2 separate regions of the Homo sapiens genome follow, and region 2 is linked to region 1. Evidence: chromatin loops called from intact Hi-C (ENCODE). Cell type or tissue: MCF 10A. All regions are shown on one strand. Links, peaks and the distances in the headings refer to the core of each region. The heading gives the core; the rest is flanking DNA. Region 1 overlaps LOC105373162 (a long non-coding RNA gene). Region 2 overlaps GALNT2 (polypeptide N-acetylgalactosaminyltransferase 2).

Region 1 (16,253 bases), core at 3,213-11,212:
TTTGAGAACCACAGCCTTAAAGAAATTGGAACACTAAATGTTTTCATACTCCTGTAGTTTCCAAATATATGTATTACTCATATATATCATCTTCTAGAATCTAATCAATTTTATTTCATCTAATTTAAATATAGTTGTAGCCATTAAACTTTTAAGTGTGTAGCCAGGCCCAGTGGCTCACCTCTGTAATCCCAGCACTTTGGGAGGCTGAGGCGGGCAGATCACTTGAACCCAGAAGTTCGAGATCAGCCTGGGAAACATGGTGAAACCCCATCTCTACGAAAATACAAAAAATTAGCTGGCCATTGTGGCATGTGCCTACTGTAGCCCCAGCTACTCAGGAGGCTGAGGTGGGAGAATCACTTGAGCCCAGGGGTTTGAGGCTGCAGTGAGCTGGGATCATGCCACTGCACTGAGTGACACAGCAAGATCTTGTCTCAAAAAACAAAAACAAAACACAAAAACCAAAAAACTTTTAAGTGTGCTTTAATCTCTGTTCCTTGGCATTTTTCTCATATAAAGAAATTTATTTATTTTTATTTATTTATTTATTTTGAGACGGAGTTTCACTGTTGTTGCCCAGGCTGGAGTGCAGTGGCGCGATCTCGGCTCACTGAACTCTGCCTCCTAAGTTCAAGTGATTCTCCTGCCTCAGCCTCTTTAGTAGCTGGGACTACAGGCGCACGCCACCAAGCCCAGCTAATTTTTTGTATTTTTAGTAGAGACAGGGTTTCACCATGTTAGCCAAGCTGATCTCGAACTCCTGACCTCAGGTGATCCACCTGCCTTGGCATCCCAAAGTGTTGAGATTACAGGGATGAGCCACCACCCTAGCCCATATAAACAAATTTATAAATTGAGTAACATTCTTTATCGGACCGTTTGTTCTTTTTATTTTAATTGGAGGAAAAAATGAGTGAATTCATAGAAGACAGAAGAAGACTTCAGGGGCTGTGTCTATGTTGCAAACAGTTTTCTGCCAGCTGCCCCAGATCTCAGGAACTAAAAAAATCACTTTATTGGAACCACCTTGCTGGGCCTCTCCCTCCCTGTTCAGAGCAGCTAATGAGGGGTCTGGAGAGTAGCTCTATTAAACAAAACGCAAAGAGTGCGTTGGGTGGTGGTATCTCATGTTAATGGTACAAAGCCTTCTCTCTGTTTGTTTTGCATATAGAATTCATTATATGGCATCAGCTGTCTCTGATTTCTTTTTTCCCCAAGAGGGAGACCATTAGAAGCAGGTGAAGACAGAATTATAACGAGCCCAAATCAGATTGCTGTTGGGATTTTATGCAGAGGAGCTTTTGTTTTCCTCTTCAAGTCTGCTTGAATTCCTCCCAGCTACTTCAGGCTTCTGCCTCTGCTCCACTGGCTCCCTGAAGCAGGCACCAAATGCTGGGGTTGCCTGTTATCAGAGCAAAACAAACACCTTCTGCCTCCAGCCCCGTTGTTCCAGTGAATATGGAAAGTTTGTGTGGCTGACTGGGTTTCGGGGAGATGCATTTGGCTGCCTCTCCTCACCTATTTCGTTTGTGCTCTATTAATCAAATGACTTGTGTTCCCCCCCCCCCCAAGCGCCCTTAAGATTGCTAATTAGTTACCTTAGGTCAGTTGGAGGCAATTTTCTCCATTTTATAGAAAATAACAGAGCAGCATCCCTCCTCCGAAGAAATAAGAATAACCCAGGCCCCCATCACCGGTGAAGGTCAAATGAGGGGTCTTTTCTCTGTGGAACAAATACCGGAGGAATAGCCACTCCATGCAAGAGACTAGGTGCTCCAGTGATTACAAAATGAGTTTGCAGCACACACACAGTTTCTGGTCCTCAAGAATCCCATCCATCTCCTTACCTCCTCCTTTCCCCTAGAGAGGAACTCAGAGTTCGACTTTTCTCTCTTTCTCCCTTTGCTGTGTTACTATTTCCATGAGCTCTCCTGGAGTTTTCTCTCCTTGATGGTCCTCTGGGTGCCATCTTTATACTCACCCCCAGACAGAGTGATGAATGGCGTCTTCTCAAGGTGTTCTTTTACAGGTAGAATCGCAGCGATGATACCTGGAAAAAATCTATCAACACTCCATGGTGTCTTGGTTTTGGGATTGGACAACGATTTATGCCTTTAATTTAGGGAGCTGGTTTCCCTTGTTTTATCTTTCAGGGGACAAGCCCAGCCCATTTAGGCTGTCAGTGAGCGGCAGTACCATCGACAGTCTAAACATTCTCTAGACCTTAATATTATTCTCATGTTAAATTCAGTTTAGCCTAAAGCTGCCTCCTTACCTATTTAAAGTTCAGCCTAAACGTTGCTCCATACATAGTGAACCCAATTGGATGTGTAAAGAGACCGTAACCTACTCTTGGAACAAGTAGCCGAGTCTCAGCCAATCACAAAAGCTGTACTTCAACCAATCACAGGCAGCCAACTGTTCAAACTGTATTCAAATAAGGCAAATACCGAGCTGCAGCCAATCGGGCTGTTTCTGTGCCTCACTTCTGCTTTCTGTACGTCGCTTTCTCCTTTCTGTCCATAAATCCTCTCCCACCACGTGGCAAAGCCAGGGTCTGAATCTGCTCTGGCTCAGGGGCTGCCTGATATGTGAAACGTTCTTGGCTCAATTAAACTCTGTTAAATTTAATTTATCCAAAGCTTTTCTTTTAATATTCAGGTGGCCCAAACAGAGCCAAGAAGAAGACAAGAAACTTAGGGAAGTGGGAATTGGGGGTGAAGAGACTAGGGGATCTCAAATAAGAGAGAAGATGGCAAGGATAGGGAGGAAAAAATAGAAACGAACTCCAGAAAAGAGAGACTTGAGTGAGAACCTGAACTAAGAATTCCAAATTAAGTTTTATTTCTTATACCCTAAGTATAGAAAATACATTGTACAGACAGTCCTTGTTTTGCATGCAAGAATTTCAGTTTTTACAGTTGAGTTAAAACTGTACTAGTGATCCAAGTATATACTGGCAGTCTTCCTGTGTATACCAGTCCCTCAGAAACATCGTTCAGCTTTCAGTTACCACAATATATTAATTGTGGATAATTGTAGCTCTTTCCAACTAATTCCTAAGTAAATAACAGATGCATATTATGATCAGTGGCCAACCATGCCACTTCTTTCAAAGTCTGTTGCATCTGTTATCCAGGACTCCAGTTTTTACATAGATGGCAAAGTGTGTGATCATGTCACCTCCTTGTCTCCCAGTGATAATCCTTGTGTCATTTTACAAAAATGGATAATTGGCCGGGCATGGTGGCTCACACCTGTAATCCCAGCACTTTGGGAGGCCGAGGCAGGTGGATCACCTGAGGTCAGGAGTTTGAGACCAGCCTGGTCAATGTGGTGAAACCCCATCTCTACTAAAAATACAAAAAGTAGCTGGGTGTGGTGGTGGGCACCTGTAATCCTAGCTATTCAGGAGGCTGAGGTGGGAGAATCACTTGAACCCGGGAGGCAGAGGTTGCAGTGAGCCGAGATCACGCCATTGCACTCCAACCTGGGTGACAAGAGTGAAACTTCATCTTAAAAAAAAAAAAAAGATAATCAAAAGAAGAAATTGGACAACAAAGATGAAAGTACAACAAAGAAAGTGAATTTCACCTGCTGGAAGTGAAATTGAACATGATTAAATGATTTGAAAATAACAACAAGAAAGCAAAGTTAGGAGAGACCAAGGTCTGCATGAAACTACTCTATATAAATTGTATATTAAAAGTTCAGAGAATAGAAAAACCAAGAAAGTGGCATCAGCAAAAAATTTAATGTTAATGGAACTCTCCGAGATATTCCATGACATTGAAAGCACTGAGGATAAAATATTGGAAACAGATCCAGACTTATAAAGGAGTAGGATGCTTTGCCAAGGCATAAAAAAGAGGCTCACTCAGTATTGTAAGCTTTATGATAAGAAGAAGGCAGCCACTGTTCAAACACCTCTTAGTATTTTTTTTACAAAGAAATAAAACACTTTAATTTTGAATGTTTCTAATGTTTAAATTATAGTGTACTAAATAACTATTCGTTTTACTAGCTTTTAATTTCCCTGTCTATTTATAACTGACAGCAGGGGAGTTTTTAAAAGCCGTAAGACAGTAATAATTTCTCCCATTGATTACTGAGATGATGGCTTTGCATGGTTTCAGCGACTTGCATGGTCATTTTTCTGGTTTGGCACTACCAGGTGAAGTATATACTTGGATCACAGGGTATTTGTGCATAGGTGAAGCAAGACTAATCATCACGATTTGTAAATTATATCAATTATAAGTAATATGGTCCTTTTTTAAAAAAAAAAAAAAGGGAGAGGTTTCTGGCTCTGCGTGCATGTGTGTATGCGTGTGCGAGCATGTGCGTGTGTGTGTAATTCGAAGTTGGCAACTGGCCTTTCTGTCTGCTGAATGCTGAATGAAATTCCCATGAGGCCCTACTCTCTTTTTGAGATTTCCTCTAATTTCTAGGGTGCAGGCTGGTGCAGAGTCTTACATCTTTCTGATCTCCTTTGCTTCTGCGATTCCATCTTCCTCAAGGGCTGCCTCAACCACTGCTTATGATATGGATTCAGCCCCTTCTTTTATTTCCACAACATGGAAGTCACTTACACCAGGCTTTCCTGAGCTCAGCAAACTTCATTGAGGATTGCGGGGGTGTGGGGGGAGGGGGCATGAAGAAGTCACATAATGAAGTGCACAGCTTTGTGCCATTCCACTCGTCCCCCTCTCTGTTTTCCCTTCCCTCTCCCTCGCCCCTCTGGAAACAATGAATTCCTTTCCCTGGGATATTTACAGGATCTTCCCCCATTGGCTCTCAGATGTGGGGGTAATTTGGGACTCTCTCAACTTTTAACTATGGCAAGTATTTATCTAAGCATCTTTCCAACCAAAGTCAGGTATCTTCTGAAGAGCAATTCTGGTGCCAGCTATTATGTTAATAAAGTTTTATATATAGACATATACGTATAGGTATAGAGAGAGTACACATAAGAAAGAAGAGAATTACATACATGAAAATGTTAACACTCAGTGAGTATCTCTGGGTGGTCAGGATTATAGATGATTGTTATTTTCTTCTTTTTACTTTTCTACGATAAACATATTTTATAAAATGTGCACAATGCACATATATTAAATTTTAATAAGAAAAACATTATTAAAATAGTTTGTGAGCCATCCCTGACAAAGGCAAGGGCACAAGGAGCACGGAGGAGAAGGTCTGAGTCGGCCAGGGAGCGGGAGGGAACACCAGAATAGGGGACTTGGGGAGGAAACAATGAAACAAAGAAATGGGAAAGGAACCAGATCATCACTTGAAGGTAACATAATTTGGCTCCATTGTGTTCCTGCTTTAGGAGGTTGACTAACAATTACCATGATAATTATAACAATTTCAGGTTCCTCTTCTGCACACTGTACTTTCATTATCCTCCAAGGCATTGTGCTTGTTCCTAACATCCTGCTACTACAAAAGAAGAAGTCTAATACGTGCATCCTTAATTTTAGCGAGAGCCCATGCTTGGCTCCGATACAATACCATTTTCAAGTTGCCTGCATATGTTAAAATGAGAATTTTATTGTCCCATCCCACCACAACCCATTCAATCCCGCAGTAGTTTTTAGAAAGACCAATCATTTGGGACCAGAAAGAGCAATGCGTCTTCCCAAGGATACGATGCACCCACCTTCCTTCTGTCCGGTACCTCACCACACCCCGTCTTACTCTGGGGCTTTTCTTTTCCTTGCAACTGAGAACTACAGTTCTCTCAATTTTTATTCAACTTGGGGGTTGTCACCAGTGTTGGCATGACTCCAGCATTGGGATTTAGAAAGGGCAGGGAGCTGTTGAAGGGGAAGGGGCTGGTAATCGGGTTTGGGGATGGTAGAGGACAGGAACAGGCTCAGCAGCATCTCTCCAGCCCCACAACCCCACAAGAATTAAAGGGCGGTGAGCAGGGTGGCATGCAGTCATGATGGAGGGCAGCTGTTGGAGGGGATCACTGAAGCCCCTAGTGGCTGTGTACATAGTTATTTTACTTTTGACTCTCTCAAGTCTTCCCGTTTAACACAAACAGAGGCAATTATGACAAAGTCAAAAAATAACAGATGCTGGTGAGGAAACAGAAAAGAGAATGCTTGTACACTACTGGTGGGAAGGTAAATCAGTACAACCCCTATGGAAAATAGTATGGAGATGTTTCAAAGAACTAAAAATAGAACTACCATTTAATCCAGGAATCCCACTACTGGGTATCTGCCCAAAGGGAAAGAAATCATTATATCAAAAAGATACCTGCACTCATATGTTTATTGCAGCATTAATCACAATAGCAAAAATATGGAATCAACCTAAGTGTCCATCAATGGATGACTGGATAAAGAAAATGTGATGAGTGTGTGTGTGTGTGTGTGTGTGTGTGTGTGTCTGCGTGTGTCATGGAATAGTACTCAGCCACAAAAAAGAATAACATATCTTTTGCAGCAACATAAATCGAACTGGAGGCCATCATCTTAAGTGAAATAACTCAGAAACAGAGTCAAATACTGCATGTTCTCACTTGTAAGTGGGAGCTAAATGTGTATCCAAATGTGTACATGTGGAAATAGAGTATGGAATAATAGACATTGGAGACTCGGAAGGGTGGGAGGGTGGTGGAGGTGAGGGATGAAAAAGGACCTAATGAGTACAGTGTACACTGTTGGGCGAGGGTTACAGTGAAAGCCCAGACTTCACCACTACACAATATATCTATGTAACAAAGCTGCACTTGTACCCCCAAATCTATTTTCTAAATATTAATTAGAAAACACAATAAATCCTTCCCTCTTTAGCATTCTGACTCTTCCCATATCCCTCTTTCCTTATTACATTTCTTATATAATTCCTGGCTGGGTGTGGTGGTTTATGCTTTGGGAGCCAAGGTGGGCAGCACTTTGGGAGGCCAAGGTGGGCAGATCACTTGAGCTCAGGAGTTTGAGACCAGCCTGGGTAACATGGTGAAACCCAGTCTCTACTAAAAAAAAAATATATATATATATACATACATAAATTAGCCGGGCATGGTGGCACATGCCTGTAACCCCAGCTACTCGGGAGGCTGAGGCAGGAGAATCGCTTGAGCCTGGGAGGCGGAGGTTTCAGTGAGCCGAGATTGTGCCACTGCACTCCAGCCTGGGCCACAGAGTGAGACTGTGTCTCAAAAAAAAAAAAAAAGAAAAGAAAAGAAAAGAAAGAAATTCTTATACAATTCCTTATTAAATTATTTCCTTGTTAACTTTCTTAAAAGGGAGATCCACACTTACTGACTCATTCCTTGCCTCCGGTTCACTCCTCAAACAAGTCCTGTCTGGATTTGGCACCCACGGCTTTATGCACTGATGAAATTAGTTTCGCTGAAGGCAGGGCTAATGTCCTGTTTTCTAGCCCTCATCCTGTTTCAACTCCTTGCAGTAGCTGATATCACTTTCACTTCTTCCCTCACACGTTCTTCTTTCGCAGATTTCCCCACTTCTTGATTAGTGGCTCTGCTGCCAACCTCCAGTTGTCTGAGCTATAATCCTTGGCAATCTCCTCAACTCCTTCTTTGCCAATATTAGACATATCTATAGAATCCATCCTCTTTTTTTTTTCTATTCCTAGTGCTACTTTCTTAGTTTAACTTGGCACATTCTTCATCTGAATTGTCTACCCTCTGGTCAAACCACTATTTTTAGCTGTGTATTATTATTATTGATTTCTAAGGTAGTTGCATTGTGATCAGAAACCATGGTTTGGATAATGCTTTGAAATTTGTTCTTTGTGTTTTATTGTTCTAGTATGTGATTAATTTTTATGAATGTTCCATATATACATGGAAAAGCATTTGTATTCTTGAGTTGTTGGGTGCTATGTTTCATATGTCTCCAACAGATCAAGCTTGTTCAAATGTTCTATAGCCTTATTGGTTTTCTGTCTACTGAGAGAGGTATGTTAAAGAATCTCACTGTGATAGTGTATTTGTCAACCTCTCTTTGTAGTTTTGTCCATTTTTACTCTATGCTCTTTTCTTTCCCTTAGATCCAGGGACAGACTGGATAATCTATGTATTCTGAAGTTATGTTATAAAGGGCATAGAAGTTTGGAATTATTATTATTATTATTATTTTTGAGATGGAGTCTCACTCTGTCACCCAGGCTGGAGTGCAATGGCACGATCTCAGCTCACTGCAGTCTCCGCCTCTCAGGTTCAAGTGATTCTCCTGCCTCAAGCCTCCCGAGTAGCTGGGATTACAGGTACCCGCCATGTTGCCTGGCTAATTTCTGAATTTTAGTAGAGATGGGGTTTCACCATTTCAGCCAGGCTGGTCTTGAACTCCTGACCTCAAGTGATCCGCCCACCTTGGCCTCCCACAGTGCTGGGATTACAGGTGTGAGCCACCATGCCCAGCCCGGAATTATTAAATCTTCTTGTGATCTTTATTTTTTTATCTCTTTATTGCTGATAATGCTTTTCTCCTTAAAGTCTGATATAAATGTCATGATGTCAGCTTTCTTTTGGTTAATATTACCTGGTATATCTTTCAGTGTTACTTCGTTTTCACCCTTTCTGGGGTTAAGAGGTGGTGTAATACAAAGGCTAAATGTATGGGCTCTAGGAGGGGCCTTCCTGGGTTCAAATCACACTCTCATTAGTTATTTAATCTCAGGCAAATTATTTCACTTCCTTATGATTAACTTTTATTATTATTATTATTTTTTGAGACAGGGTCTCACTCTGTTGCCCAGGCTGCAGTGTAGCTGCATGGTCACGGCTCTCTGCAGCCTCAACTTCCCAAGCTCAGGCGATTCTGCCAACTCAGCCTCCCAAGTAGCTGGGACTATAGGCACATGCCACCACGCCTGGCCAATTTTTGTATTTTTTTGGAGAGATGGGGTTTTGCCATGTAGCCTAGGCTGGTCTTGAACTTCTAGGCTCAAGCAATCAGCCTGCCGTGGCCTCCCACAGTGTCCTTATGATTTACTTTTCTTATCAAAACAGTCTCTGTCTCACTGGGCTATTGGGAAGATTAAATAGATAAATACGGCGTAGTCAGAACAGAACAGTGCTTGGCACATGGTGAGGACCACGTAAGTGTTTACTCATTGTGATTAGATACAGCTCTTATAGATAGTGTATTGCTGGACTTAGGAAAACAAGAATGATAATCTTTGCTTATTAGTTTAAGAGTTTGGCCCATTTACACTTGTTTCAATTATTGATATAATTTTATTCATTTATATAAGAAAAATAAAAAAACCATAATTTTAAAATAATTTTATTTATTCATATGATTTTATTTTGTACTCCTGTCCTATCTTGTCTCTCCATTCCCCCTGCCCTCATCCTTTCTTGTCTTTTATTGGACTGATTGAATTATTCTTCTCTCATTTCACTTTTTCCTCCCTCTAAAAGTTTGAAAATTATGCATTTTAGTTCTGTTATTTTGGTGGTTACCCTAGATATTTTAATATCTATATTTAACTTGACAGAGTCCTCTAGAACAGTAAAAGGACCATAAAACACTGTACTGTTAGTCATATCCCTCCAGGATTATGCTGCTTTTGTCTAGAATTTCGTTTCCAGCTTGAGCTTTTTCTTAATCCTACAAATTGAGTATCATTGCTATTGTTTGATACAGTCAGTAATTACTTAATTTTCACATGGCTGCCATTTCTTTGTTCACCATCTTTTTTTTGCACCTCCGACCTTTTGGTGGGAGGGATCATTTTCCCTATTCCTAAATGCTGTCTTATTAAAGAAGTTCCTTTCATGAGAATCAGTTGGTAACAGATTCTAACAGTTTTGGTTTATCAGTATATGTTTTTACTTTGCCTTTGTCCTTGGAAGAGTGGCAGGAGTTTCAGTGCTTCCTGAACATTCACATGCTCTTCCCCTCCCCTGCAACATCTTCCCTTGCAGCTGGGTGGAGCCCTGTGAGTCACTCTGGCTGATGGACTGGGAGCCGGAGCCACAGGTGTCATTTCTGGACTGAGGCACAGTGAGCATCTCCAGCATGACCCTTTAGCTCTTCTCCTTCTCTGGTGATTCTGCAGGCCATGTGTTGAGATGGTGGAGCCTCAAGATGTAGGCAGCCTGGATTGATGAGTCACTCACTGTATGGTACACAATGTCCTGGAGAGTCACTTGATTAATAGGAGATTTTGGACAAACATAAAATAAATCTTTGTGTAAAAAGTCGGTGATATCTTGGCTCAGTTGTTATTAGCCTATGCAGTCTCGTAAAACCAGAACTTTCCCTTAGGATATTGAAAATATTGTTGTATTGTTTTCTGGATACCATTACTGCTGTTGATTTTATGAAATTGTCATTCTTTTTGTTGATAATCTGCTTTTCTTTCCATCGACTTTTAGTGCTTTTAGTGTCTTTGGTGTGGAGGGAAGGCATGGCAGGAGGCAAATCTCCAAATTTTTCTTGGCCAACCCAGCTCTCTCCCCTCTTGCCTGCAATTCTCAGAGAGAAGGTACTGAGAATGCAACACCCTGAGATAAGCAGGAACCATCTGAAACAGGCTGGGATTTATCCATCCAGGACATCTTCCTAGAACAGGATATCCTGCAAAGCTTGGGCTCAGCAAACCATGTTGCCCCTGGGGTATAAAAACCAAAACACAGCCCTTTCAGGGTCTCTCGGCTGGGATGCGAAGTGAGGCACGTGTAGACAAGACTCCATCTGCCCTGGGCAGCTTTCCTGAACCCGAGGGACTGGTTTGCCATGGATCCTCGGCTTCTGTTTATCTTTGCTGCTCACCTGTGAGTTGTAAATCTGCTTTGCCTGACTTGTGTGACAGTTCCATCTCACCAGACTCACTGGGACAGCCGGGCTAGTGCAAAACCTCCTGCTAGACCTGGAAGCCTGCCATATCTAGGAACCTTAGCAGAAAATGCAAGGACTTTTGAGTGTTCCTCTAGGATTAGCAACAGGTACACAGTGTTCCCCTCACAGGGATTGATACTGATGTATGTTATTCTGCTTCACAGGCACTGTTTAGAGTTTTGCAGACTGAGTGTTCATTTCTTATTGTTTATTGTTCTTGAGATTCCTTGGTGTTGCTGAATCTAAGGATTGGTGTCTTTCATCAATTCTAGAAATTTGTTGGTCATTATTTCTACAAAGTGTGGCTTTTCTCTGCTGTTTCTATTATGTTCTTCTGATGTTCTAAAAACATATATTTTGGGTCTTCTTTCTTGGTGATTTATTTCCGTTGATACCTCTTTTTCATGTTCTCTGTTTGTCTCATTTTGTGTGCTATTTCTTAATATTTACTTTCCAGTTCACCAATTTTCTCTTTGAATCTGATACGTTATTTAAGTCATTCATTGAGTTTCTAATATCAATTATATTTTCCCTTTTTAGAAGTTTTGCTTGGTACTTTTAGGATCTACCTAGTGATTTTATAGTCTTTTGTTCTTCACTTAGATATTTTTCTGAAATTCCCTGGTATTTCTTTAAATGTAATAATAGATTTTTTTTTTTCTGTATCTGATGATTGCCATACCTGTTGTTTTTGCAGTACTTATTTTGTGGTTTGTAGCTTCTGCTGACTTTCTCATGGTGACTTACTTCCTCATATATTTAGTGACTTTTGACTGGGAGCTCAAGTCCCTTGTACTTCTTAGAGTTGTGTTTTGCAGAGAGAATTGGGAATTGACACTTTCCTTTGCCAAGATCTGGGGAAGCGCCAACTTGGGATTACTTTATGTAGATATTTGTCTTGGAAGTTTTGAGGCCATTCATAGAGTGGGAATTCAGACTCCAGATCTGAATGAGTGTGGGTGAGTGGCTAGGAATTTTCAGAAGGTATGTGATTGATTGATTGATTGAGGGATTGCTATTTCAGAACCAAGGCAAAAACAGGCAGTTATTCCCTCTGCCTCCCTCTGCAGGATGGGCTGTGCCCTAGTTCACCCATGGGGATGTGTTACCTTACAGGAATGATGACTTTCTCGAAGGGTTTCTGACGTGATCTCCCACCCTGACCAGACACCTGGCTACTTCTAAACCCGTATCACCCCATCATCTTCTGAACCTGATCTCAGCCCCCAGGGATCAGCATGGAGTCTCAGAAAAAAACCTCATTTCTGATGCTCTCAGGATTGTGCTTGTTGCTATCATCTTAGTCAGGCGTTCAAAAGAATGTTTGAGATGTCTCCCCCAGCAGCTTTAGGTGTTTGTACTGAAAGGCACTATCAGAAATGAAAATTTTCAAATACAGCCTATGTGGCAGGCTCTGTTCTAGGCATTGGAAATCCAGTAAACAAAAGAGACCACAATCTCTGCTCTCATGGAGTCTTAATGGGGGAAGACAAGACATTAAAAATATAAACGACTAAATATATAGTAATAGACAATGATTAGTGTTCAAGAGAAAAATAAGGCAGGTGAGTGAGTAGAAGAATGCCAGGGGCCAGGAATGGGGATTGATTTTAAAGAAGTTGATGACCGGAGGCCTTGCTGAGCAAACACCTGAGAAGGTGGGGGCCAGGTGTGTTTATGGCAGCGAAGGCTGCCCCAGGCAGAGGGAACATAATAATCCCCTTGTCTCCAAGAGGAAGTTAAAACTGCGTAGCTTGTCATTTACAACATGTACCCTAAAACTTAAAGTATAATAAAAAAAAACAAGCAAACAAAAAAATGCATAGCGTGTGCCTCCACTTGAAGACAGAGGAAGGCTTTTCTAAGGGAAGATGTTCTAGATGCTGTGGAAATACCGAGCAGCCATATTCTAAGCACTGTGGCTGCCTCTGCTTCGGGAACTTTCCATGGGGCACCAGGCTCCCTGCACAGTGCATTCTCTCTGTGCCAGTCACCAAATGCCAATGAATGCTTAACGGCCCGGTGTCACCCCTCCTCTTTCTGCCCTGTTATTTTTCTCCTCCTCACAGGTATATTTTCTTTCCTCACACAGTTTTTATCCACTGTGTTATTCAGAGCCTTGTGGTGTTTAAATGAACAAACTCGTCATGAATATGACATAAAGGAAGCTTTGGACCCTCATGGTGGCTGATGACACATATGCAGAGTTTCCCAAGGTGCTTAATTTTTTTTGTTGTTGTTGTTTTTTTGAGACAGAGTCTTGCTCTGTCACCCAGGCGGGAGTGCAAGGGCGTAATCTCGGTTCACTGCAACCTCTGCCTCACGGGCTCAAGCAATTCTCCTGCTTCAGCCTGCTGAGTAGCTGAGATTACAGGCGTCCACCACCATGCCCAGCTCATTTTTGTATTTTTAGTAGAGATGGGGTTTCATCATGTTGGTCAAGCTGGTCTCGAACCCCTGACCTCAGGCGATCTGCCCTCCTGGGCCTCTGAAAGTGCTGGGATTACAGGTTTGAGCCACTTTGCCTGGTCCCAAGGTGCTTAATTTAAAACATACAACCTTGCTGACTTGCATTGAACATGCCAGTTTCCCTGAAAAGTTTTATCAGAGTAAGCTAAATTATTTGGTCATCCTCTCATTTCACCCCCAGTACCCCTCAGGAATTCTATGTGGAGATGGAGAAAAGGGTTTCTGTTACAGGTCCCAGGGTTCAGGAGCAGCAGAATGACCAAGGCAAATCTGTTGGGGAACATCTTTGGCCTCCTACAGGGATGGGACCAGGACGTGTGGGCTTGGGTAGGGTCACTGCTCTGTTTCTTTCTGGCAGCCCCATGGCAGGAGTATCCTTCGAGAGCATCCCTTTGCCCTGTTGAATGCTGCTTTGACAGTGCAAACCAGCATCAAATCTGTTGCAGGAATGCTTTAGAAAAGGTATAGGAAAGACTTTTTTCACCCACCTTTCTAGTCTTCTTGAACAAAAAGGAAGGTTCAACGAGGCATGACCTTCCATTTCTTAGAGTGGCAGTGGTGGTGTTCTGATGTTGAATGGTAAAGTGCAGCGCCTCTCCAAGTTCTCCATATAAGTTGTCCTAACCAAACATCTCCGTTCCAGTCTGGCACCTGGGGGTTCAGCACACGGTGACCTACCATGTGGCCAACATGCATTTGTAGAAATTTGTGTCACGTGAAAATTTATGGGAGTTTTTCATTCTACTCAATGAGAGATTGCTGTATGTTTTGCACAGTGTTAGTCCTAAAACACATCAAGTAGAATTGTTGATCCAGAAGTTACAGCACATGTGGCCCATGGCCCTGCATGGGCTGGGTTCACCACCAGGTGCCTCCTGGGAGTGGGTGTCCCATCTGAGAAGCGCAGGTGGTGGAAAGAACCCAGGCCTGGGAGTCAGGAGGTCTGCATTCTAGCCCTGGCTCTGTCACACTTGCCGGAGGACCTCAGACTGCGATTTCTGGGCTTTAGTTTGCCCATCTGTAAAATGGGAGCATCGGGCAAGGTGATCTCCTTGATTCTTCCCAGCTTGATCATCCTGGAATGCACCACTCTAGGTACACCCCTTGGTTGCATTCTATTAATTTGGAAAGGATTTTCCATCAGAATCAAACACTTTCTGCTTGTTTTTAGCCCAGTAGTGGCATTTTTAGTGAAGTCAGTGGAAAATAGCTTCAGTTACTTCTAAATGGTAATAGGGAAAAGTAATATTCTTTTCCTATTTTAAAAGTCTCAGATTCTGAAACCCCACCATAAGTCTGAGTAACACAACTGCAGGCCTACTAGCATGCTTGGGATCTAAGGTAATGAGGCCACAACCTAGGTCCTAATTCCCTTCTTCCAAAGAGTATCCAGTAAATTCCTCATGCTTCACTAGCCTCTTGCCCCATGGGAAATGGGGAGTGAGATTCAACTATTTGTTTTTGGAGGCACAAAGTGGAAAAGACTTACCAAGGTTTGAATCAAGGTTGTCTTAGAGCCACAGGTAGAAGCAAGAGGGTCTCTTGACTTTGTCTGAAACTCTTTGACTTGGCACAGGAATGAAAGTCGTATCATTGAAGAACTCTTGATATGATGAGGTCATGTATGTGGAAGCTCTTGCACATGGTTAGGTACTGTATAAACATAAAGTACAAATATCAGTAGACTTTCATGTGCACAATGAGGAGTCTGCATTGCTGTTTTGATAAACAATAAATACTTCCCTCCTTCTCCCATAATCTATTCATGTTCGTTCTATTTGCATTGGTGTGCGAATTAGTCTCTTCCCCTTCAAACAAGTCAGTTTAGCTAGAAGCATTAAACATAATTAAGTAGACAGGCATAAGCGTCTTGCTGGCAGAAGAACAAAAAAAATCAAGGCAATTTGTTGGAAATACTGCCCCTAGAGGACACAGGGCCACTTATGGCTGCAGTGGAATGGTGGTATGGTACAGCTTCTAGGGACCTTGGGGATCGTTTAGCTCTTGAGCACCTGGTGAAATGTAGCTTCCTTGGCCTGAGGTGTTGGTCTGTCTAAGATATTTCATTAAAAAAAAAACATTTTGCATCTTCGATAGACGATGTGAACAAATGGAATGAACTGGCCTTCCCACTTAGCCCCTGCCAGCTTACTGTAAATGACTGCTGCCAGGTGTCACCTTAGCAGGACTGAACCATTGATCACGGCAAATGGAGCTGTAGGTAATTAAGTACATAATTTTAAGCCATTCAAGTGAAATTCCATAAGAAGTACATCATGAAACTGGGAATTATGTAGAATTACTGGCAAAAGGAAACCGAGTGTGAATACAGTCTTTCCCTAACACCTGATTCACGTCCAACATCACCACACAGAGTAAGTTTCTTTCTTTCTTTTTTATTTTTTGAGACAGGTCTTGCTCTGTCACCCAGGCTGAAGTGCAGTGGCACAATCATAGTTCACCACAGCATTAAGCTCTTGGGCTCTAGTGATACTCCCAGCTCAGCTTCTGGTGTAGGTGGGACTACAGGTGCATGCCAGCATGCCTGGCTACATTTTAAAATTTTTTTTGTAGAGGTAGAGTCTTGCTTTACTGCCCAGGCTGGTCTCAAACTCTTGCCTTCAAGCGACCTTCCCAAAGTGCTGGGATTACAGGTACCCATCATCATGACCAGCTAATTTTAAACAATATTTTTTGTAGAGATGGGGGTCTCACTATATTGCCCAGGCTGCTCTCAAACTCCTGGCCTCAAGTGATCCTCCTGCTTTGGCCTCCCAAAGTGCTGGGATCACAGCAGGGAGCCACTGCACCTGGCTGGAGAGTGTTAAGTTTCTATGTGACCCAGGACTCGTTATCTTCACAGGTATGGCTGTCTGATGGGGTATGCTTTTGGTTAGAACTGGAATCTGGGATCCTCCAGAAGGAAGAACAGTAGGGCTCAGC
Region 2 (16,253 bases), core at 2,755-10,754, 330 kb after region 1:
CTGATCAGACGATTATCCTTCTCCAGGATGACCACCATCATCTCATAGTCCTTCCTCACTCCCTTCCATGAAGTGCTTCTCCAACCCATTGTCTCTGTCATAGTGAAATGATTCTACTGTTAGTATCAAGATTTTCCACTAGTGCTAATAACAATCCCTGATGTTATCAAACATGTAGGATGGGCCAGGCATTGTACCAGGTGTCTACAGAAATCCTTTGTGCTGACTGTTGACCACTATCCCCATTCTGTAGGCGAGAGTGAGCCTTAGGAAGGGCGTTGGACGTGGCCAGGATCACACACCATGCCTTGCACTCACCTCTGATCTCTGAGGGCCAGGGCCTCCCTGTATACAATGATCTCTGCATCTCTTCTTCCTAGCAGAAGACTCAAAAGAACTTTCAGATGTGGGAGGCCAAGGCAGGTGGATCACCTGAGGTCAGGAGTTTGAGACCACCCTGGCCAACATGGTGAAACCCCGTCTCTACTAAAAATATAAAAAAATTAGCCGGTCGTGGTAGTGGGCGCCTGTAATCCCAGCTACTCAGGAAGCTGAGGCAGGAGAATTGCTTAAACCCAGGAGATGGAGGTTGCGGTGAGCCAACATGGTCCCACTGCACTCCAGCCTGGGTGACTGAGTGAGACTCCATCTAAAAAAAAAAACACGAAACTTTCAGATGAATAAGTTGGTTCTATCAGAGATGGCTCTTAAAGCTCAAAAGCTGTTTTAAAAAGCCCTGTGGATGCGCAGGCTCTCTTAGACCCTTTTTCTGTGTTACAGAAGGGGATATAATACCCCAAATAGGGTTTTTTTTGGTACAAACTGTGGATAGTACTAGATTTTGCTCCATACAGAGTCCTGTTGACTGAACTGCCCTTTCATGTTGTGTCTCCAGTGTTTTTATGGGCAACAGCCATATACAGTCTACTTCCTATCTATTGTGAAGTTGTTGTTGAGGATTTCCTGTATTATTTCACTCTGCATTCATGTCTCAGTTACCTTTGATCCCTAGCAAACTGTCCCAAGTGGAATGGCCTAACCCAGGAATGATGTATTATTTCTTACAGTCCTGTGACTGTCTGGGCGGTCCTTTTGCTAACTTCCCCAGGGCTCACGTGTGCCTTGTGGTCAAGTGATAGCAGCGTTGGCTGGCTGGTCCAAGGTGGCCTCACGTGTCCTATAGTATTTGCTAGCTATTGTCTGGGGCTCCTCAACTCTCCACATGCCCCAGTAGCATAGACCAGCTTCCTTACACCATGGTGGTCTCAGGGCAGCATTCTAAGAGGGCATGTCCAATGTGCAGGTGTGTATTAAGCCCCTCCTTGCCTCGTGGTTGCTGGCATCCAATTGGCCAAAGCAAATCACATGGCCTAGTCCAGAGGCCGACTCCAGCTGTCTGTGCAGACGTGGCAAAGAAATATGGCCACTTCCAATCCACTGCAGTCCAGTCCCCAAAATCCATTCTTTTCATGGCACATTTTGGAATCTAGCAGCTGAATTTCAGTCTCTCTTAAGATACTCATGACTTTATTTGGATGGTGAGCATATGGTTGGTTGGAGCACAGGCTTCAAAGTCCAGCCTGAATTGAGATTCTGACTTGCTCTCTGACCATTGTGCCTTTGGCGGGTGACTCACATCCATTTCTTCATCTGTGAAATGGATATGATGATACTTGCCTTCCTGAGATTGTTGTGAAGTTAATTGAGACTATACATGAAGTCTCTGGGCCATAACTGATCTCATTACACCTTAATTCTTGTTTCTATTACTTATTTTACTTCTGTCTCTGGGAAGTTCAGAGTTTAAAAATTCAACTTGACCACAGCATCTTTACTTGGTCATTTCTGCAACCACCATGTTCCATTTCTTTTGTGTTTCTATTTAGATCTTTTGTTTTAAGCTACCCAATCCTTTTTGGAATAATATGGGGTATTATTAAAGTAAGACTAACCAGCAAAATTCTGTAAAAATTAAAAAAAAAATCTTGGCGCTTCCAGTTCATTGGTTTTGCTGGTAAGATTCAGGATTATAGTACTGTTGAACAAGCTTGTATAGACGTGAATGAGTTTCCACATTCTTATAGATTTGACTCAAGTGATCTTTGCAGATTTTCACAAGCACTGAAGACTAACCAGCCTTCCTTTAAGTCTCCCAGCACTTAATTCATCTGGTCCAACACATGCCGGGTTCTTCAGGGTGTTAGGATGAAGCTCCTGTATCTGATCACCTACCATATTCCACACATTTTCCATACACTCTTTCTCATCCTCTGAGAATTTAGCATTCCGGGTGATGCTACTAAGATGGATGAATAATTTATAAAGTTTTAGAATTCTAAATATAGTTCTTTCTAGTTTCCCTTAGGGTTCAGAAAACAATATCCCAAAATGAAGGCCTCAGAAGCAAAAGTTTTTCACTTTCTCCTGCCCTCCAGCTGCCAGTCTCCTTCTCCCCAAGGCTGCCCTTAGAAGCTAGATTCCCTCCATAGAAGCTAGAATCCCTCTTCCCTAAAACAGGTCCTAGGAACCAGAACTTGCTTTCCCCAAAGCCAGCCATCAACCCTGAAAATGCAGCTCTAACTTTCCCTCTGCCTTGCTATGTAAATACTGTTTATAAAAACAGTATGTGACTTAACTGTTTGACTGTAGGTCATAAGACCCACCCCTCCACTCCATTCCAGAGAGGGTCTTGCCCCAACCCAGAATGAAGGAATGCTGCTCAGAGAGGCTGAGAAGAATCTAGATGGACAGGCCTTGCTGGGCTTCCCCACTCGGTCTGTTGGCATTGGAACCTACCATTTTTGTCCAGTCACATTTCCACATGACTGTCCATACTGTGTTGAACTTAAGCATGAGAATGGACAATTTCCCCTGTAACTTTGGGTCTTCATTCTGATGGCTCCTGTGTGTACACATTAAATCAATGTGTATGCCTTTTCTCTAATTAATCTGACTTTTTCGAGTTGAGTTTTCAGTGAACCTTCAGAGGGTGATGGGGAAAGTTCTCCTTGACCCCTGCATTTCTAAGTCAGTGGACACGTGAATCTTTGGCTTACAGAAAGATAAGAATCAGCTAAACATGTTCTTTGAAACTCCGCATTAAAACAACAACAACAACAACAACAACAAACTTTTGTCAAAGGAATTGTTAAATCCCCCAACCTTCATGTGCAGTGAGGTGAGATCCAGGCCCCACTTGGAACAAGTTCCATGGAGTGCGCACATCTTGTGGGCCACTGGCCACTCCTGAATTCCATGGACTCCGTGGGGCTGAGGTGCAGTGGAAAGATGAGCAGTGACTGTTCCCAGTGCTGTTGCTCATCAGAGAGCATGGGATGAGGTCACTCCGGCGATCTCTCATGCTTTAGCGTTTCCAGCTGTATGAGGGAGGTGTGGTGTAACTTCTCAGGCGGTTGTGTGGCTCTGGGCTCAGTTTTTGTTGAGAGCCTTCTGTGTGTCAGACACTGCTAGCATCATCATGTATGTCCTTTTATTTAATTCCTCCACATCACAGTGGATAGAAAACATGGTTCCTATTGCTACGAGCTCCAGAGCAGGAATTTGAATTTGCCTTCGAAGCCCGAGCTGCTCACAGCAGCTCACTGTCTTTTCAGCTTTCCCATCAGGATCAAATGAGACGAAGTGTGTGGAAAGGAGAAGCAACCTTTAAAAGTAGATCTTGGTAAAATTACTGTTTTCTGAAGTTGGACCAGGGAAGCTAAGAGGAAAGAGGGACAGTCCCCACTGACTGTCTTGGCTGCTGTGGGCCAGGCCTGTGCCAGTCACTTGGTGTCAGTGAGCTTATTGGATTTAGCTTTCCCAACCACATGGACACGGGGTCAGTCTGTCTGTCCCAGAACTGGCCGGGGGTGGTGGATGGAGCCTGGACTCTGGGCCAGTCACAGCCTGATGTGACACTGGATACACTGCCTGTTAGCTGTGTGCTCTTGACTTTGTTTTTTTTGGGAGGGTCTCAGTTTTGTCATCTTTTTTTTAATAAAAGGGGTATTAAATACCATACCTCAAAGATACTGTGAAGAACACATACGTAACTGCAATCGCACACGTGTAGCTCCTCTACAATGCCTGGCACTTGGAAAATCCCTGGTAAATGCCAGTTCTGTGAGGGTGGCATCACTGTTGCTGTTATTTCCATGTTCTGGGTTGGGGGCAGAAGGGCCGTCGGGCCCATGGGGAAGTACCCAGTAGAGGCCGGTGCTTTGCTTTCTCTCCTTGTGTGTGTGATTGCCCGTACATGCACTGTCAGCACCCGAGTTCCCTGTACACATTTACTGCTAACAGCGGTGATAAGCGCACAAGATCACTTTGGTGTTTGACCCGTTTCTTGGAGAAAGCAAAGATTCAGTAGGGAAAGTGATGTACATAGAGGAGATGAGCCTCTCAGCAGGCTTGGCGGACTGCATCCGATCATGTGATCTCTTTCTTGCCCAGGACAGCACGGTCTCTGGGCCCTTTTTCTTTTTTTTTTTTTTAGACGGAGTCACTCTGTCGCCCAGGCTGGAGTCCAGTGGTGCGATCTCGGCTCACTGTAACCTCTGCCTCCCAGGTTCAAGCGATTCTTCTCCCTCAGCCTCCTGAGTAGCTGGGACTACAGGCGCCCGCCACCACGCCTGGCTAATTTTTTGTAGTTTTAGTAGAGAGGTTTCACCATGCTAGCCAGGATGGTCTCGATCTCCTGACCTTGTGATCCACCTGCCTAGGCCTACCAAAGTGCTGGGATTACAGGTGTGAGCCAGCACGCCTGGCCTCTCAGCCCTCTTTCTAATTCCAAGGGAGAAGGGAGGCTACCTGAGATTCTACAGTAGTGCCTGGACCCCAAACCTTAAAAGCAGAGGTCAGCTCACACCTGTTTCTAGAAACAGCTTTTGTGTCCCCTGCCCCATAGGTTCCTGTAGTGGCTTTGGGCAGCATTTGGAACCACTGGCCAGATAAGATCCCTTAATGATGTGAAATACTGCATAAGGTCGAAGTTCCAACTTTAACATATCTGGGCTAAATTTTTAAAACTATTCAACAATTCATGAAGATAATTAAAGAACATGTGAAAGTCTGAGAAGGAGAGCCAACACTCATCATTCTCCACTCTTAACACAATCATTTTTATTCCAGTGCCTTTCATTCCAGGCTAATCCATATGGATACAGATTTTTATATAGTTGTTTCATTGTGTACATAAAACTTTGTCTCCTGCTTTTTCATTTAACGTAAGCATTTTGCATGTGGCTCTGTGATCTTTATAATTTTAATGGGCGCATAGTATTCTTTGAAGGGGCTGTTAACAGAAATTAACGTTGTATTGGTGAATGTTCTAAGTTTCTTCTGTTTTTTCTCTTATAAATAATGCTGCAGTATTTGTGCATAAGATTTATTCCTTATTTTAGGTTAGTTCACTGGGATAAATTTACAGAAGTGAGATTTCTTGGCTTAAAGATTTTCAGTCGCTTTCTAGTTCTTGATGTTGGATGCCAAGCCAAGTTGCTTTCCGATAAGGTTTAATTTACACTGTGTCCTTTTGCTTTTAAAATAAGGTAGTGAGACATCTGCAGCCTGGTTGTGATGCCAAGTATTGAGATAGTATGGAGAATGTCCCAGCTGTTGAAGGCAGAGAATGGACTTACAAATAAGTGGCGCCAGAGGTAGGGGATCTCACAGCTTGTCCCTGGGTGGCACTGGTCAACCTGTCCCAGGGCAGCACTCGAGAGGGAGGGAGGCCCTCGGAGTAGCCAGAGCCCCTGGAGAGGGCTGATAGATGCCCCACAGGGCTGGAGGTTTCTGTATGGAGTCCTGCTGTAGGTCACTCATATTAGGCATGATGTGAATGTGCTCCACTCAGCTACTGTGATCTGATTGAAATAACCTTTTAAGAAAAGAGCTTGCAACTGTGGAAAGACCACTGTTTTGGATCAGGTTGACATGGAGTCTGGGCTTTGATGGGACTGTATGAACCGCCTTAACCCCTGTGTTTACCTGTCTTTAAAGTGGTCTAATAAGCCATGACAGTGTCCTCTGCACAAATCCTTTGTGAAAGAACAATTTGTAATTAATAAAAAAAAAAGACCTTTTGAAAAAAATAGATTAAGACAATCCTTATAGGGTTTTGGGGTAATAGTCACACAGCTAATAGCTGCTGAACCTTGAGCAAAGAAAATGTTAATGAGAAAATGTACATTTTAAATGAATAAAAAGAAACATACAGTCCCTATGTATTTCTTGTTTGTTAGGAACTTTTTCAGGCACTCCTCCCCGCAGCGTCACTCATGAGTTTCTTTTTCTTGGGTGCAGATAGCACACATTTTGCATGGTGTGCCTCACACGGTGTTTCTCATCTCTAGCTACTTTCACCATCTTTCTAAATATCCCACGTGGGTCATATCATTTTACCAACTTTGAAAGGATTTGTCAGGCCTTTTTCAAATGCCTGCTTTATCAGTCCTGAGGCTGCACAGCCTTGGCCTTGCCATGGAGAGATGGCAGCAGGACAGTGGACTCCGGGGATTCAGTGAGCACGCGGACATGTCTTGTCTCTGCCTTCTTGCTGTGACCAGTGGGTGTGATGTGCTGGTCTCTGCCATCTGCTGTCTCCCAGGGCAGCTTGGGAAAGCCTCTCCTTTCCCCCAACTTCCTTGCTTTCTTCCCTTTTCCCAAAATCCAGATCTAATTCTAATGGTACCCAAAGAGAAGTCAACTGAAGTTTGAGGTTTCTCCCTTTGAAGATAAGGGGTAATTGCTGTACAGAGAACCTCAGAATGGGGGAGAATTGCTGTAGTGGGGGAGTCATGAGGAGTAAAAGAGAGAACATGCTAGTGCTAGGCCTGGGGTGGATGTTGAATAAACATTAGTCCCTCTCACTCACACTTGGGTTGGCTGTACCTGGGCTGTACTGCCAAGAATTTCCAACTCTGTAATGATTTGTGATGAGATAAGTCAGGGGAGAAGCTTAATTACAAATTTTCCATTTCGTTTGTAACCCTCAGCCCTCTTGGGGCTCTTTGCATATCATTCTGAGACTCTTTTTTTTTTTTCTTGGAGATGCTCTTCAAAACAGAGTCAAGTGTTTTATTTTTTTGGTGGTGGGGGGTGACAGAGGGTCTCTTACTCTGTTGCCCAGGCTGGAGTGCGATGATGCGATCCTGGCTCACTGCAGCCTCAAACTCCTGGGCTCAGGTGATTCTCCTGCCTCAGCCTCCCAAGTAGCTGGGACTACAGCTGTGCATCCCCACACCTGGCTAATTTTTAAAATTTTTTGTAGAAGCAGGGTCTCACCACGTTGCCCAGGCTGGTCTTGAGCTCCTGGGCTCAAGTTGTCCTCCCACCTTGGCCTCCCAAAGTGCTAGGATTACAGTCGTGAGCCACCACTCCCAGCATGGAGCCAGTTCTGACTCAGTGGTTACAGAGCAGGCCTAGGAAGGAACCAGTTGTATGGAAGTTAGGCCCTCATGGGAAGGATTTAACCAGGTGGTCATGGGAGATGGTGGCACCTACTGGTGACAAGGAGCATTGCACTTTAGTTCTGTGAGACCTGCTTGTGGGCTGAGGTGAAGTGGGGAGGAAAGCAGCCTTGCGGGGATATTGACATGGAGGTCAGGGAACTGCCGAGCGTGGAGGAGCGCCGTGGTGATGGGAGGAAGGGGCGGTGGAGCAGCACGGGTGTGAAATGTGCAGGGCTGCAGCCTGGCCGGCTGACGAGGCTGCCTCCTGCTGGCCTCCCTGCGGCTGCTCCACTGTGGCCCTTGGGCCCCGCTCATCACCAAGTGCTGCCTGAGGGCTTCACCTCTCTCCTCCCACCTTTTTTTCTTACCTATTGGCAATGATTATTTTTAAATTTTTAAAATGCAATTGATTTTTACATAAATCACATGGGAAATAATTTTCTAAAATACCCCCCCCTTTTTTTTGTAAAGAGACATTTTCTAGTCCAGTGTGCAGAAATTCTTCATTTTTCTAAAGTAAAAGAACCTGCTTCAGCTGTGGTTGGGAAACCCAGAACAAGAAGTGAGCTGCAGTTGAGAGAGGGCTTTGTGTGCCACCCCCTGACTGGGGAGGCGGTGGACTCGGAGCAAGTGTTAGAAAATGGAGCCATAAAAGACTCCTTAAAGTGTCGGGCGCTCAGCTAACTTAGGGCTAGAATTATATATCATCTCTTAAAGGACCTGCTGTTCTTGCCTTCAGGAATGGGAAGTTATCACCAGGAGCTAAGAGCTGACCTGCTTCATAAACTCTTACTTAGACCTAGGAATGAGGAAAAGCTGCATGCGAGTGGCATCCCTTGTGCTCGCTTTCTCTGGGCTAAAACGTTTAGGATGGTCTGGCAGCTCTTGAAGAGAGGATGGTGGCGTGGAATAGATTCCTCTGAGGCCTTGCCCCTCCTGTCCCCGGAGCTGAGCTGATTATTCTCATTGGAAGATTGGCTTTCGAGCATTTATCAAGAGATTTGTACCTGAGTTTTCTTGAACGAAGAGGGAGGCAAGAGGGCTTAAAATTTCCATTAAAAATGAACAGGCACCCAGGAAATACATGATTGACGGATGTTGGCCCAGGAGTTTTCAGTGTAGTTGCTTTCCCTTTAGGTAAATAGGATTATGCGCACATTTTTGTAATTTTTTACAATTTTATTTTTTTCTAGAACAGTTTTAGACTTACAGAAACATGGGGAACATTGTGCAGAAAGTTCCTATATATATCATACCAAGTTTCCCTGTTATTAAAATCTTACATCAGTATGATTCATTTATTGTAAAGAACCAGTATTGATATGTTATTAACTAAAGTTCTCTCTTTATTCAGATTTTTTACAACATCCCCTTGTGTTCTTTTTCTGTTTTAATATGTTATCCAGAATACCACATTCCAGTTAGTGATTATGTCTTCTTACTGTGACATTTTTTTAGACTTTCCTTTTTTGTTATGACCTTGACGGTTTTGAGGAGGCTTGGTCAGGGATTTTTTAGAATATTCCTCGTCTGGGGTTTGTTTGATGTTTTTTCTCATGATTAGATGAGAGTTATGGGTTTGGGAGAGGAAGACCACAGAAGTAAAATATGCATAAATTTGTAAACAAGTTGTTGAATGAGTTAATTATGGAGAGAAAGGGAAGTTTAGTACCCCTGAATAGTAACTGGAAGAGGAGTAAAGGCTGGACCCCCAGATTGGAAGAAGGCAAGTTTAATGTTCTTAATGATGGGACTTAATGTCTAACTTGTGTCATGCCTTATAGTTCAAAGGGGATGGGATAGAGTGGTTCTTACATTTTCATGTTATATCTTGGGAAACTGAGGCTCAGAGAAGCAGCCTGAGTTGCCTAAGGTCATAGAGATAGACCAGGATTTACTGGATATGCCAGTGCATTTGCAAACTATTCCTAGTTGCATTTTCTATGCCCAGAGGTTCTAGACTCAACTGGCTGGGTCACCGATGGCCATTTCATCTGTGCGTAGCTATAGGGATTTAAATAGGAGGATTTTTGTTAAATGAAGACAATTGACCGACTGTGCGTGGAATCAATGTGCAGGATGATTCACCAGGCTTTCTGCCTGTTAGAGAAGTTAAATGGTTGAGAATTAATAATTATGCGATTGTAGTTCACGACTTCAGCACAAGTCATTGTTACAGTTCTCAAATGTTGAGCAGCCCCACGTTATTCCCCACCAGTGTGTTTTTCTCTGAGGTTACACAGTAAAATAAGTGAAGTGCTGACCTTTATCATAACATATTTTTTATTTGTGAGCAAGTGGAGTATGTATAAAGCAGTTTGTGACTTTGAATCCAAAATAGAAATTTGCCCTCCTCTCATTTTCGCAGCATTGAGTTTCATAAACTAAGTTGGAGCAGTGAAAGTGAAACTGGAAATGCATGGATGAAGCCAGTGGTTCTGAACACTGAGAACTGCCTGGGAGCTTCTAGAAAAACCCCCAAGGCTGGGTCCCATTCCCTAAAGTTGTAATTATATTGGCCAGGGCAGGAACAGGCCTTGGGAAATCCAAAACTTGGCCTTTCTGTCTTGTTCCTCACTCTGTACTCTACCCAGGTCTTCATTCTTAAACCTTTCATATCTTTTGATTCTTGCCTAAGTAGAGGTTTTGGGAGCTGTTGGGCTGGAGCTTTCAAAGCTTGCAGTAGGCTGATCTTACTTCTCTACCTATATTTTACCTGTTCTCCCTAGGTGATGAAACTAGGAGGGCCCATGGCTACTTCTGCTACATGGGGCACAAAACATGCTTCAGAAATATTTGAGAGACTGAATGAAGCCTGTCTCTGGTCTCTAGGGTATATTACGTTCCCTTTCTATTCTAATGATGAGTAGGAGGAAAGATACCACTCTTTCTTGTAAACCAAACTGTTCTTGCTTTCAATGGGGATTTTTATTAAGAAGCAAAAACTGATCTCTTTTATAAATGCATAGATACCAGTGTTTTACACAGTACAGGCTTCTGGTTTTAAGAGAACTTTTGCCATGGTTCAGAGTGATCTTACTAGCCTAGTATATTGGTTTGTTTTACATTGCTATAAAGGAATACCTGAGACTGGGTAATTTAGAAAGAAAAAAGGTTTATTTGGCTCACGGTTCTGTAGGCTGTACAAGAAACATGGCAACAGAATCTGCTTCTGGTGAGGACTTCAGGAAACTTTTCATCATGGTAGAAGGTGAAGGGGAGCAGGTGTGTCACATGGCAAGAGAGTGAGCAAGAGAGAGAGGGGAGGAGGTGCCAGGTTCTTTTAAACAATCAAATCTGTGTGAACTCTTTCCTTTACCATGGGGAGAGCACAAAGCCATGCATGAGGGATCCACCCCCATGACGCAAACACCCCCACCAGGCCTCACCTCCAACATTGGGGATCACATTTCAACATCAGATTTGGAGGAGACAGCTATCCAGATGAAATCACCTAGTTAACTCTGGTGTTCTTTTTTCAGGACCCTTTCCCAGTGAGTTAAAATTAAATTTGTGAGTTTATTAATAGGTCACACAGCCTATTTGGAAAGTAAGTTTTTTTGCCTTCTTGTGAGAAGACCTGAAGATTATTCCTCTACACTACCCTGGTGGAACGCCAACCTTGAAGAATTAGAAATAAGTCCTTCTGCTTCTCCCATGGGTCACTTTATAGGGAAAATGCTTGATCAGGGGAGGTCTTGGTCTTTAGCGGGAAACTAAGTCTACTCTGTAAAAATTTGCTTTCGAGTGAACAGTATTTTAGTTAGTTTGTAATGTCTTAGCTTTGCAGCTTAGCTTAGTCTTACCTTTTGAGAAATGGGCTGTGAAATATAAATTATTACATCATTTAAAAATTTCTGGCAACCTGTTTTTTTCCCCAAAACTTGAGGGTTGCTGTGTGGATTGGCTGTAGTGGTAATTACTGAAAAGTCATCAAATAACAGTGAAAACTAGACAACTGATTAGAAGGGAATCAAGTAGTCATTCAGATGGTATTTTCGGTAATTTAATCTGCCTCTGACCATATGTTCTAGTCAGCTGAAATAATTTAACAGTGACAACATATATTTCAGCAAGCAGAGATTAAAAACAGCCCATTTATTTTCTGTTTTCTCCCGCAGTAATATTTTTATGTCTCCGTTAACAAATATGATGTTCGCCATTTAAATTATATGGAAGCAGCTTTGGATGATTTAGCAATATACATAACATTTATTCTTTGTTATTATCTAGTTTTATGTATGTAAGCATGTTTATTTTAGTGGTGTTTCATAATTCAAAAATGTTACCAGAGGTGGTAATTGTATTTATATTGGACATGGGTAAGACATCAGCGTGAGATGAAGCCACATTTTTGCTGCTTTTGTGACTCAATTCTTGGGCTTCCAACACCTCACAGCCCCTGCCCCCCACCCCTGTCCCACACAAATGACTGGCTGGGTGCAGCAGTCTCTGCCACTAGCAAGCCTTATGGCATTGATAAATGTAGTGGTTTTAGAATATTCTAAATATTAACCAATTTTTTTTATTATCCTCCTCTCAAAACTGGAGGCTAGTCTCAGCTCCACCAAACCCGATTTCACGTGAGCTGGACATGGTGACATGGTTCATTATTTCTTATGAACAGACTGTGACAGGGCAACAGTGAGTGATTTCCAAGACTAGGCCATAAAAGGCATCACCGTGTTTCCCTTGCTCTTGTATGTGCCCTCTTCCTCATATTCACTGGGGAAGCCAGCCGCCTCTTGGGAGGACACTTAAGCAGCCCTACTGGATGGGCCCCAGTGAGGAACTGGGGCCTCCTGGCCACGTGAGTTACCCATCTTGGAAGCAGACCCCAGCCCTAGGCAAACCTTCAGAGAACAGCAGCCCTGGCCGAAATCTTTGCAGCCCCATTAGAAATCGTGGGCCAGAACCATTCAGATTCCTGACCCTCAGACACTGTGTGAGGTAATAAACATTTATTGTTTTAAGCTACTGAGTTTTGCAGCAGTTGATAAGTCAGGTAGCCCTTCTGGATCCTTTTTGCCAATCCTCTGGGAAACGAATGGTTGGACTGCACAGTGCCCTGCACGCATAGATTCGATCAATAGTGCCTAAGGGGCTTGCTCATCTTCCAGCCACTGTACCTCCTCATCCCCACGGCGCCTTTCCTCCTCCACTCCCCTGACCACTTGCCTTTGGCAACTGAGCCAAGAACACTTCTTATTTTTTTCTTATTTGGATCAGAGACAGATTATACTGGGAATATTCTATTAACAACGAAACCTATATTTACACTTAATTAGTTTCCATAACTATTTAATAAACTCACCTATTGGGTTTACTGCTTCTGAAAATAGTGTCATAGTATTTAGATGTCATTGCTATTTTATGTACTTAGAGATAGGATGAATTTGAGCTGCTGTGCTCTCTGATTATGGCAGGTAAGTAGACGTCGCTCAGCCATGGATTCCCGTCTGATTACACTCATGGCCCTGGTTTAATTCCATTTGTGCCTCTGTTGTGTGCATTTGTAAGAACAATTTGGGAGATACATATTTTGAGGTTTTAGGATACATAATTTTGAACCAGATTAAAATGTCTAATAACAATAATCACTACCATCTGGGGTAAGTTAGTAAGTAGGAGAAGACTTAGAGTTCTCTTTCTCTGGCCCAGATGCCATTTACAAAGGGAGCGAAGACCACAGCGCTGTACTTTAGGGCATCTAGGTCTTTCCAGAGGCTGCGTGTGGATGCATCCAATACTCTAGACCAAGGGGTGATGCCAGGCAGGGCAGCAGCGTTCTCCTGTCCCATGTTTCTCATTTGGTTGGCAGGGCATCCTAGACCTCTGGTTAAACTTCCCTGATGGAATGCAGTATTTGGTCAGAGCTGCTGAGCCCTCCCTTGTCTACACTTTCCTGAAGCACCATCTGTCTGTGGGGTAATCATTCTGCATTCACTGTCAACATCCCTCCTTTGAGGGTGGTGGAAACAAAGCAGAGATGGGTCTGCATCCTGGGAAATCAAAGCGGGCTTACAAGATCACAGGCTTTGAATTCTCTGCAACTTTTGACCCAGCATAAACCACATCATGACTTGTCTAATCTCAGTAGTTTATACTTGTCACTAAAAAGAGGACCTGTCTGTCACTGCATCAGTTTCCCCTTAAAAGGGAGAAAACACACAGATCTGTTGGTAGCACAGCCAGGATACCAGTGGCTACTGGGCGCAAGAGCCTTCTTCATACATTTGCATTCAGTACATTTCCATTTTTGAGCGGCACTGATGCTAGTGTAAATAAGTCTTATAATGTATGTAAATGTATGGGAGGGGGATTGTAACGAAAAACTTCCACTGCAGAGTAGGCGAAGCCAGTACAATCAATCTGAGTAAGTAGGGCGAGGATTTTTTTTTTTCAGCTGCATTTATTATTGAGCAACTATTGTAAGGCCACCAGCGCACTTGGTACCATAAGGATACAGAAGGAATATGACAGCTTTCCTTACCCTCAAAGAACCTGAAATCTTTTTGGATATCAAACATGGGCGAAGCAGGTAGCAAATGTAAAAGACCCCCAAGTGCTAACTGAATGTATCACCTACACAAGAACACTGGGCAGGCAGGGACCCGCTGTGCAAGAGGCATTGAGCCCAGCCTCCTAATCTTAGAGAAGTTAGACTCCAACACCCACTGCCATTGGCAGAGGCGTGGCTGGAACCCAAGGCTCTGGCTCCGAGGCCAGTGCTGCTCCCCACGTGTCATGCGGGGTCTCCTCCTTTCCTACTTGTCCCTGCAGCATTGGCCTCTCCTCTCCCCTGCACTGACACCTCACCTTCCCTGAGTGGTCTCCCTCCTGCTCACCAGTAGCTTTAATTACCCGGGGCCTTTTCACAACCCCAGATTTGTGCCTCCATCTGTTTGCAGATGCCTCCTCTTGGTATCTCACAGTAGCTTCATCATTTCCAAACCAAACTCCTCTATATTTCCTAGCACTGCTTCTTACCCTCCCCAGCAACTGTCTTGCATTTCTTCTCGGTGGACATCACACCTGTGTAGGAAGTGCTGCAGTCAGAAACCTGGGGCCGTCTTTGATTCTTCTTCCCCTTCGCACTCCTCCTGCTGCATTGCCAGCCCCTCCTAGCTGCACCTGTCTCCGCTCTGTCCCTCCGGGACCTGGACTGGGTCCAGCATGCCATCTTCCCATTGCTGCATTACTGAAATGGCCTCCTGGGCTCTCTTGTGCCCTCTAGTCTGCCCCCACCTTATAGCCATAGTGATATTTCTAGAATACAGGTCTCAGACTATCCTGCCGCTTCCGTGCCCTCCTGTTTTTGATCTTTCCCTTGTTCCATCTGTCTGGTACACCCACCACCGCTAGTCCCCATTGTTCCTTCTTGCCTCCCTTAGGTCTCCACCGAGGTACCACTTCCGTGTACAGCCTTCCTGGGGGCCCTGTTCTACGCGGGGCCTGTGCCTCTGGGCCGTTGTTCCCCACGCTTGTCTGTGGGTGTCTTTGCACAGCACAGGCCAAGATGCCTGGCCCCTGCTGTGTCTCTAGGAGCTGACTTTCTTAATACCAGGCCAAGGCCTTCGGTAGGGGTGGAGAGAAGAGAGTGGGACAAGACAAGCATCTACAGACCAGTGGTGGGTTGAGTGTGGGTGCTCCATCAGCCAGTGAACCTAGTCAGCCATCTTTGTAGGAATTTATTTCTAGTGACCAGACATATTCTGAGATGAATGGTTAGTACAATGTCTTAATTGAACTTTGGCTATTTAGTTGAGGGAGGGAGGAAGCTATCTTATCTAGAGGCAGTACAGCTAAATGACTGAGACCATAAACTCCAGCCCTGAGCTCCCCAGGGTGTGGATCCAGCCTCATACGAACACTAAATGTTCAGTGCCTTGGCTTCCTCACCTGTAAAATTGGAATAGTAATAGCATTGCAGGAAGATGAGCATATGTGCAGTGTCCAGAGTGGGGCTTGGCACCTCGTAAATACTGTGTTAGGCAGCAGTCACCATGGTGGTTCCTCCTTTTCATTGTCCTCCCCTCCCCCTCCTTCCCCTCCTCCTCTGCCTCCTCCCCTCCTCGTCCCCTCCTCGTCCTCCTCCTCCCCCTCCCTCTCCCCTCCTCCTCCTTTCCCTCTCCCCCTCCTCCTCCTCACTGTCCTCCCCCTCCTTCTCCTTGGGGGCTCCTCTTCCCCTTCCCCATTTTTACTGTAGGAGCAGGTATTTAAGATGATAATCTGCAGGTTTTGGCCTGGGAGTCCAGAACAAAACAGTCCTATGTGAGTGACCTCCTAGAAATGTATTCTTGGGTTTTTATGACATTTTGAGAATCAGGCTCTTATAATTTAGTTTAAATCGAGCCCTAGCCTGTCATTCCCACTCTGACTTACATAAAGGGCCAGATTTAGCTTTTTACCAGCTGCGTAACCTGGACAAATTGCTTAGCCTATCTTATGTGTCCTCATTGTAAGACAGGAATTATAAAATGCAGGAATGAGAGAGGGTCAATGCACAATGCTTGGCGCATAGTAGGTATTCGTAAATGGCAGGGCTTGTTCCATCTGCTTGGTACCTTGTCATGCCCTAATTATATGGGCATGAACTCACCCTGCACTAGTTTTATAGTAGGCATCGTTGATTGGAAGGAAGAAGGGAGGTTGAGGAGTGCTCACCCTGCACTAGTTTTATAGTAGGCATCATTGATTGGAAGGAAGAAGGGAGGGTGAGGAGTGTTACCTGTGGGCAAATCAATCTTATTTGTGGGCACAAAAAAAAAGTTTATTTTCTGGGAAAACACTGATGGTTGA

The links. Hi-C counts contacts between places; a loop is a spot of excess contacts. Peaks named below come from ENCODE experiments on the same cell type or tissue, not always from the same donor. Only the 100,000 strongest peaks of a DNase experiment are listed, where the experiment ranks them.
Region 2: it touches region 1 in a loop (5-fold over the local background); 12 of 110 quality-filtered maps call a loop at or near these places.

Annotation. Positions count from the first base shown.
Region 1 is chr1:229,834,026-229,850,278 of GRCh38, forward strand. It overlaps LOC105373162 (a long non-coding RNA gene), which reads right to left. Exons shown (of 4, transcript XR_001737830.1): 2 at 14,800-14,963; 3 at 13,799-13,984; 4 at 1,851-2,053. Among named protein-coding and RNA genes, the nearest start is that of LINC01682, 44 kb to the right of the region's middle. In MCF 10A, for the core only: no CTCF peak of the experiment used is centred there; DNase peaks (open chromatin) are centred at 7,356 and 9,966.
Region 2 is chr1:230,160,062-230,176,314 of GRCh38, forward strand. All of the region lies in intron 1 of GALNT2 (polypeptide N-acetylgalactosaminyltransferase 2), which reads left to right. Among named protein-coding and RNA genes, the nearest start is that of GALNT2, 100 kb to the left of the region's middle. RefSeq lists a silencer at 15,913-16,140. In MCF 10A, for the core only: a CTCF peak has its summit at 7,507 (motif pointing left); a DNase peak (open chromatin) is centred at 7,480.